2 separate regions of the Mus musculus genome follow, and region 2 is linked to region 1. Evidence: chromatin contacts called from ENCODE POLR2A ChIA-PET data. All regions are on one chromosome and are shown on one strand. Each heading gives the region's core, a stretch centred on a gene start or an enhancer-like site at or near the end of the contact. The rest is flanking DNA. Distances are from core to core; before and after follow the strand shown. Region 1 holds the start of Pqbp1 (polyglutamine binding protein 1). Region 2 holds the start of Glod5 (glyoxalase domain containing 5).

Region 1 (4,303 bases), core at 942-3,441:
CCTAAATCCAGAAGCCAGGCCCAACACACAGTAGGTGAACAATCAACAGAATGTTCAGTATGCTCAGAGCAGTACTCCTATGTCAGCAAGACCGCAGATTCCCACACCACTGGAGGAAGGCCCAACTCACAACAGGGGCATTGCGGAAGCCCTTGATAGCCTGGAAGACTCCACCACCAATGACACCCATGGTGAAAGCTCCACCGCAATCATCCACAATTCGCCATGGGCTGCAAGCAGGAAGGAAAAGATTGGGTTAATGTGAGACCCTGCCCTGCTTGGAGAACCAAACAGGGAAGCTCAGGACTGATGCAGAACACCTTAGATGACAACAAATTAGTTCTGACACTTTTTATATTCCCCAGAAAGCCAGAAAGGAAAACCAGATGTGTTTCTGCACACCTGTGATCAACACTTGGAAGGCTGAGACAGGAGGATCACAAGTTGGCAGTCCAACTTGGGCTCTAAATGGAGACCCTGTCCCACAAAGAAAGTTTGTGCCTTTTAATACCAGCACTCTGAGGTCAGAGGTCAGCCTAGTCTAGTCAGTTCGAGGCCAGCCAGGGTTCTATAGTGAGATACTGTCTCAAAACAAACAAACCCCAAAAGAAAAGGTTTGTAAATCTATCTGTGGTACAAAAGTGAGAAAACAATTTGGGATGGGGGAGGTGTCTCACCACATAGCCTTGCAACGATGGGTTTACTACTGGCAGAGCAGTGCTCTTGATTACAAGCAAGCGTCAATACAACTGTTTTTGTCATTATCAAAAATCAAATGGCTTTGGAATCTAGGTCCCCTGTCCCCCACAATCTGTCTCTTGCTTAAATCAACTACTCTACCACTGAGCCCCTATGACTGTTTCTGACAATACAGTATTCTCAGAGAGTTCTACGTGAAACTAGATTTGAAGAACAGAGTCCCTCAAATCCTAGAACCAGGAGCCAAAAACAAAATGGTTTTTGTTACTATCAAAAATCAGTAAGAGTTGTCATGTGCCTGGCAGGGGTGGTTCACGCCTTTAATCCCAGAACTTGGGGGGCAGAGGCAGGAGGATTTCTTAGTTCAAGACTACAGAGTGAGTTCCAGGACAGCCAGGGCTACACCACAGAGTAACCGTGTCTGGGAGGGGGGGGGGGGAGTTGTCGTGTCAGGCTTCAATAGTGTTAACTAGCAAACGTTATTTAAGTAAAATATAAACAGGGTGACTGACACTCGGTTCGACACAAAAAGCACGTCCAGAGAAACCCTTGTGTCCTTTTAAAACCTAAATCGGACAAATCAAAAGACCGTGCGGAAAAGCCAGGTGCCATCTGGCTTAGCCCACAGTGAGTTCACACATGCCCTATCCTATGTCAAAAGCCAGCCTGAGAAAAGCGACACGAAGAAACCCTGTGGATATTGGCTCCACGCCTCTCCTCCCTCACCGCCGGAATGGATCTGCCCAGCGTTTCTCTTTTGGCTCACAAAGGGGGTCTAGGAGAAGAGCCAGGGCAACAGTGCGATAGTTTGTCCCACACCGCACATACTGGGACACTCCACGGTGGCGGTTTTTTGACGAAGTCCGAGTGGGAGGGGCCATGCCGGATGCGCAGAGGCAGTGAAGTTTCCGAGCCTCCCGGGTCAGGGACTTGACACTGCAGCCCCTGCCTTCCCCGCCCGCCTCCCGTTGTCCGCCTGAGCGTCGCGCGGACTGTCCCGAAGCCTGTGCCCATCGCCGTACCAAGGTTCGCGAGCGTACTCCTCCATGGCGCCAGAGTCCGGCCTGGCGCAGTCGGTGGCGCGGGCGAGACACTCCCCCCGTCCCCCTCCCGCTCCGAAACGCCCACAAGCTCTGAGGCGCTGTACGTAGACCAAGGGAACAATTGGTTCTTCTCTGCTTACGTAAGGCCAACGGCGCGCTCTTATTGGCTAGCCAGAAGGGCCACATCCGTTCCATGTAAGCGTCGGATGCGACCAGTTAATTGCACCTGGGGAGAGTCGAGGAGCCTGTTGTGCTTTAAACCAAGAGCCCTTCGGTGTTGGTAAGCACTGTGCCAATGAGGGAGAGGAGGGTAAGGAGATAGACTTTGACTAATCGCACAGTTGTACTGGTAAGGCTGGGGTGTAAGCTTTCTTTTAAAGCTGGAGATGGCGTTGGCATTGTATCTCCCCCATCCTAGCGCCTTGGTTCCGCCCACCGTGCGGACTTTGAGGAACGTTGGGTGATCCCATTTCTGGGTTGCGGGTGTGTGGCACTTGGTCCCTTGGGTGATGGGTGGAGCCTTGGTCTAGAGAGGAACTGGGTCTTTGGTCCATCCGGTCTCCAGTGCCTGGGTCCGGAGAGTTCTGCTGATCCTAATTCTGGCCATATTGCTACATATCTCTTTTATCTTTTAGCACGCATTTTTGTTCTCTTCCAGCTACTGTTGCAGTTACGTAGGTGTGTGTGTGTGTGTGTGTGTGTGTGTGTGTGTGTGTGTGTGTGTGTGTGTGTGAACACACGCGTGGTTACTGGCTATCCAGATTGAAATGTTAATCAGATCTGCCCTTCAGTACTGTCTTGTCTGTTTCTAGGTCTGGTCAGCTACCCACTATGCCGCTTCCTGTTGCGCTGCAGACCCGCTTGGCGAAGAGGGGCATCCTCAAACATCTGGAGCCGGGTGAGAAAACTAAAAGCAGATGCATCTATCATGTGCCAGTGTTAATAGACGTTCTGCTGTTTATTCTATTCTTTATTCCCCCTTTTCTCCGCCCCCTCCCGCCCCTGTCGAACCTAGGTGTTTGCTAAGTAAGTGCTCTGCCATCTTCTGCCGTCCTAGTGTGCATCTTCCCCCGCCCCCTTGTACTGCTGGGGTTAGACCAGAGCTCTTGGATGCGCTCTATTGAAGTATATCTCCTTGACTGGCACCTTGGTTTTGATACTTGGTATCTTGCATGGCCTGGCAGGCATCTCGTTGTCAATATAATTTTTTCTGATATTCATTACTTCTTCGTGGTTGGTGGGTGCTGTGTGAAGTGTAAGGCTGGAGGGATAGCTTTAATTTAAGTCATGAATCAAGTGGACACGGTGGCAGGTACAAATATCTCAGGTACTAAGGAGGCTGAGCTACAAACATGGCTTGAGTCCAGGAGGTCAAGGCCAGACATGGCAATTTGGCAAGACCCAGTCTTCAAAAAATAAAAAACAAATAGACATAAGTATGGTGGCATTCATCTGTAGTCCCCAGCATGGCTGGGGCAGGTAAAAGGGATCACAGGAGACAGCCTGGTTTACATACTGAATTCTAGGCCAGATATACATGTGTCTGTGTGTGTATGTACACATGTATATATGTGTATATATATGTGTGTGTATCAGAAAATAAGTAAAATAAACCCATGACTGCATGGTATTTAACTAATTAATGTTTGAGACATGGTCTCATTCTGTACTTCTGGCAGGCCTGGGACCCATTCTGTATATCAGGCTGGCTTTGCATTCATCAAGATCTGCCTGTCTCCGCTTTCCTAATGCTAGGATTAAGGGTCCAAAAAGGCATCTGATCTATCCTGCAGTCTCCTATGTGCCAAATACAGTGACAGGATGCTGATGCTCTATGTTTACCTCAGCAGAGGTACTTGGGTGATGGGCACCATAACCATTAACATTTATTTAAGGCTGCCTAAGTGCCTGGCACGTATGATATGCTAACAGTCAAAAAAGATGATCTGGGGGCTGGAGAGATGGCTCAGCAGTTAAGAGCACTGACTGCTCTTCTGAAGGTCCTGAGTTCAAATCTCAGCAATCACATGGTGGCTCACAACCATCTGTAATGAGATCTGATGTCCTCTTCTGGAGTGTCTGAAGACAGCTACAGTGTACTTACATATAATAAATAAATAAATAAATCTTTAAAAAAAAGATGATCTCTTAATAAGATTTACTGTATTACTAGGTGCTAATTATACATTATTGCCAATAGTAATAAAGTGGGGCATGAGTTTTGACCTATATGGTGTGCTAGGCACTGGAAAAGTACATCATATTATTGTATGGACAACTGACATCTATTACAAGACTACTTTGTGCCAGACATAGACTTTGTGCCTAACAGTACTAATAATGACCACTGATATTTGTTTTCTTGGGGGTGTTAGGATATGAATCCAGGGCTTCAGGCAAACCCCATATCATTAGTGTTTCTTTTAAATCTTTTTGAGTACTGAGCCCACTGCTGATAGTGTTTATTAGCAATATGGACAATCATACCTGACATCTCTTTTGGTGTCACTATGATGTTGTAGGCACATGCATTTTATTGTTAATTATACCCAGAGCTTAAA
Region 2 (4,303 bases), core at 1,235-3,734, 120 kb before region 1:
CAAAAGATTTGTGGCACGGAGGTTATGTGCTTACTGCTCTTCCAGAGGACCCAAGTTCAGATCTCAACACCTATACGCCAGGCAGCTTGAAACTGCCTGTAACTCTGGCTCCAGGGGCTTTGACACCTTCTTCTAGTCTCCATGGGCACCTGCACACATGTGGCACATACACACACATATGCATACATTTAAAATTTAATTTAGAAAAAAAAGCCTAAAACTGAAGAGAAGCCTTAGTGGGGAAAATCTAATAAATACCCACCTATACGTCAGGTTTCTGTGAGCCAAAGACCATCCTAGGCAGCTACATAAAGAGACTCCATCTCAAAAAGAACAAAGAAGCACCATTCATAGTCAATGACTGTTGCTGAGTGCTGTGGAGGATGTTGGCTTCCTATTGGACACAGAGCATCCACTAAGTACAATGCACAATACAAGCGCTCTGTGTATCCACATGCAGAGTGAAGTGCCCTTTACAAGACAAGCAAAAGAAAGCCAGATGTGAGCACACACAGCCCACATGCTCATGAGCCCACAGGAAAGTATCTAAAACTAAACAGCTGGAACTGACTCCAATGAAAGCCACTTTTTAAAAAAGATTTATTTGTTTTACATATATGAATGCTGTCTGCATTACACCTGCATGCCAGAAGAGGGCATCCAAACTCATCACAGATGGTCATAAGCCACCATGTGGTTGCTGGGGATTGAACTCAGAACTTTTGGAAGAGCAGCCAGTGCTCTTAACCACTGAGACATCTCTCTAGCCCCCCTAAATAGTCACTTTGTGGATGGGGCAGGGATGACCTGTGTAGTCCCTAGAAGTAGGTGGCACTCACTTGCATCTTTATTTCCCATGCTGGTGATCAAGTCCAGAGCCTGGTACTGCCAGGGCAGTCTACTACTGAGTCATTGAGCTCCACTACATGCCCAGCCTTTTTGGAGATAGAGTTTCACTATAGAATTTACTCTGTCACCCAGGCTGGTCTGGAACTCACACTTCTGCCTTGGCTTCCCGGAGGCTGGAATTGCAGATCTGTGCTCCAGCCTGGCTCTACAAAACTTGCCCCCCCCCCGCCCCCCTGTGCTGGCAATTGAACCTGGAGCCAGGCAAACATGCTACTGCTAACGCTAAATGTCCCTAGCATTTTTTTTTTCCAGAGCTGAGGACCAAACCCAGGGCCTTGCACTTGCTAGGCAAGTGCTCTACAACTGAGCTAAATCCCCAACCCCTGCAATTTTTTAAAATTTTATTTTCAGAGATGATCTTAATGATTTGCCCAGGTTGTCTTGAATTTTTTTAAAACATTATTTTATGGGCAGACATATTTTGCTAGCATGTATGTCTTTGTACCACTTGGATGTACGCTGCCTGAGGAGGCCAGAAGAGGGAGTTGGATTCCTAGGGACTAGAGTTATAGCCCTCACCATGTTGGGGCTGAGGATTGAACTGTGGTCCTCTGGAAGCATAGCCAGAGCTCCTAAGCTTTAAGCCAGTACCCTGGCCTCAAATTTTTGCTCCTTTTGCTCCAGCCTTTTGAGTAGCTAGGATTATAGGCCTTGGAAATAATTTTTAAAGGAAAACCATATGTTTAATAACACCCAGGGCACCCAGGTATGTACCCAGAGGCAAAAATCTCAGACTCACCTAACCCTGGTCCTGATAGGTAACCCATAGATAGAAAGCTTGTGAAAGCGAAGCAAATAGTGGTGGGGTGGGGAGGGGACCAAGCGTGGATAGGAATTGTGAGGCTTCAAATACAGCGAGACCCCCTTTCAAAAAAAAAAAAATCTTAGCTCAGGACTAGAGAGATGGTTTAGCAGTTAAAAGCATCTGCTGCTCTTCTGGAGTACCTAGGTTTGATTCCCAATCTGCATGTGGTAGCTAGCGTACAACCAGTTGTCTGTAAGGCCAGTTCCAGGATATCCAATGCCATCTTCTATCCTCTGCAATCGGAAAGCATGAATGTAGTGCAGAGACATGAAAGCAGGCAAAACACCCATAGCCATTTAAAAGAATCCTCACTCAGCTGCAGACCCACAAGCAACTCTTTCAGACACTCCATCCTAGTCACACACTACAAGGTGGATCGGAGCTCTCTCATAGGGCACTGCTAGTCTCAACACTCTCGATGGGTGCTTTCCTGGTTTTCTGTGTTCTTATGGATGATTGCTTAGCAGGACGTGACACATCTGGCAGTTGACAGAGAAGGACCATTAGGGACCAATCTCAACAACTTATCAAGACCCTCAGCTCCTCAAAAGAGGAAGCACTTATATTTGTACTTTTATTCTCAAGGCTGGCAGTGTTTGGCTTGGTTTTGCACTGCTAGAAGTAGAACCCAGGGTTTCTTCAGCACTGTTGTACCACTAAGCTGTACCCCGAGTTTCAGTTAGTCTTCCTGCTTTTCACCTCCTGCCTCTGTCCACACCCAATGTCCTCAGCTAGCACCTCCCATTCCTGCCCCTTGATCTCCAGGCACAGAGCCAGCCTCAGCCCCAACCTACCTGCCTTCCAGTCTACCAGGAAAGATGTGTGATCCAACATCTGAAAGTCAGGTAAGTGTGGGGTCGTGGAGGCTTTGGGGCATGAGTATTGACCAGGCTGGGGGTACCCAACCTGGGTCTGCTGACTTGCTTTCCTTCTCAGGGACACCCTTGTGGCTTTAGCTTCCTTGGGCTTTTCTTAAAGATAACCAGAGGGCAGCAGAAGCCCTGCTTGGGCTTGTGGAGGGCTCGGGTTTAAGGGTTGGCCGCTCTCTCTGGGTGCTTCACTGGGGAGACAGTTCAGCTTCAGACACGTAGAGACACCCAAAGGTGGTTCCTGGAGAATGCCCATGAGGCACTCAGGACAGAGCTGTGTCAGAAGGGCCCCCGAGAAACAATGACCTTGAAGCTGGTCAAAAGACTCAGAGGCCCTGAAAGGCTGGAGGGAACCTTTAAGAGGACTCTGGAGCAGACCAAAGGAGGGAGGCCGTGCTGTCCAGGGCACTGACTACTCAGAGAAATGGATGAGCTTATTTTCTAGACCCTCAGCACTGGGGGTGCCCCAAAAGCAGTACTTCGGGGGAACCATGCAGATAGAAATGCAGATTGCAAAAGTAAAAATAAAAAATAAAAAATCCTAGCTGGGTGTGGTGGTGCACTCCTTTAATCCCAGCATTCAGGAGGCAGAGGCAGGCAGATTTCTGAGTTCGAGGCCAGCCTGGTGAGTTCCAGGACAGCCAGGGCTATACAGAGAAACGCTGTCTCGAAAAAAATAAAAAACAAATCAAATAAATAAATAATAATAAAATAAAATAGAAAATCCTGAAAGTCAGTGACCGGAACTGGGAAATGAACAGCTTTGCTTAAACCATTAAAATAAATAAGAGGGGAGAGATGAGCACAGAGATGGAAAGAGAAAGCAAATGTGCAATAAAAATCGGCTATGTTCAGGGCTGCTGCTTCAATCAGATTCAGAAAATACTAGTAATTTCTCTTTACACCATAGACACGAGGAGAAAAGCATAAAGTAGTTATATCAGGAACTAAACAGGGCGCTCATACAGATTCAACAAACATTTTCAACAGGACTATTTTTAATTCATGTGTATGTTAGTGCAGCTGCCTATAGTGGCCAGAAGAGGGCACCAAATCCCGTGGAGTCGGGGGTTACAAGCCTTTGTAAGCTGCCTAGCATGAGTACTAGGAATCAAATTCTGGTCCTTTGGGAAAGCTGTGAACACGGAGCCCCAAATAGGATTGGAAAACCTAAAACAAAATATACAGCTTTCTCTTCCAGGGGCCTGAATGCCCCTTAGTTACTTCTTTGGTTAGTTGGTTGGTTTAGGGTTTGGGAAACTGACTGTTTCCCAAGTAGATATCTGAATGGCTCGCATGCACAGACATTTTTCCTTTAAAACAATTAATTTTGTGCCAGGAGGTGGTGGCACAGGCCTTTAATTCCAGCACTAGGAAGGCAGAGGTAGGTGGATCTCTGAGTTTGAGGTCAGCCTGGTCTCCAAAGTCAGTGTGAACAGCCAGGACTGCACAGAGAAGTCCTGTCTCAAAAAAACCAGACAAACAAAACCCCCATTTTTTATGCTATGTGTATGAGTATCTTGCCTGCAATGAATACATGTGTACCACGTGTATGCAGTGATTGTAGGGGCCAGTACAGTTACAGACAGTTGTGGACCACCACGTGGGTGCAGGAAACCGAACCCAGGTCCAGCAATATACCCTCGTTCTGTAGTTTTACTTTGTTTTGGAGAAAAGGTCTCACCGCAGTGCTTAGTTGATCTTGAAACTCGTCATTCTC

The links. ChIA-PET counts read pairs that join two places held with the same protein, here RNA polymerase II (POLR2A).
Region 2: POLR2A ChIA-PET joins it to region 1 with 12 read pairs in Patski. The contact joins the promoter of Glod5 here to the promoter of Pqbp1 in region 1. POLR2A ChIA-PET finds 5 or more read pairs at or near these places in 3 of 5 experiments (Patski and embryonic stem cell).

What each region holds. Positions count from the first base shown.
Region 1 is chrX:7,896,888-7,901,190 of GRCm38, reverse strand. It overlaps Pqbp1 (polyglutamine binding protein 1), which reads left to right and starts at 2,191. Exons shown (of 7, transcript NM_019478.4): 1 at 2,191-2,420; 2 at 2,555-2,640. The coding sequence starts at 2,574. Timm17b (translocase of inner mitochondrial membrane 17b) reads right to left here and starts at 1,855. Exons shown (of 6, transcript NM_011591.5): 1 at 1,722-1,855; 2 at 131-230. The coding sequence starts at 1,747.
Region 2 is chrX:8,016,673-8,020,975 of GRCm38, reverse strand. Glod5 (glyoxalase domain containing 5) reads left to right here and starts at 2,484. Exons shown (of 4, transcript NM_027227.2): 1 at 2,484-2,559. The coding sequence starts at 2,533. All of the region lies in intron 2 of Gm39488 (a long non-coding RNA gene), which reads right to left.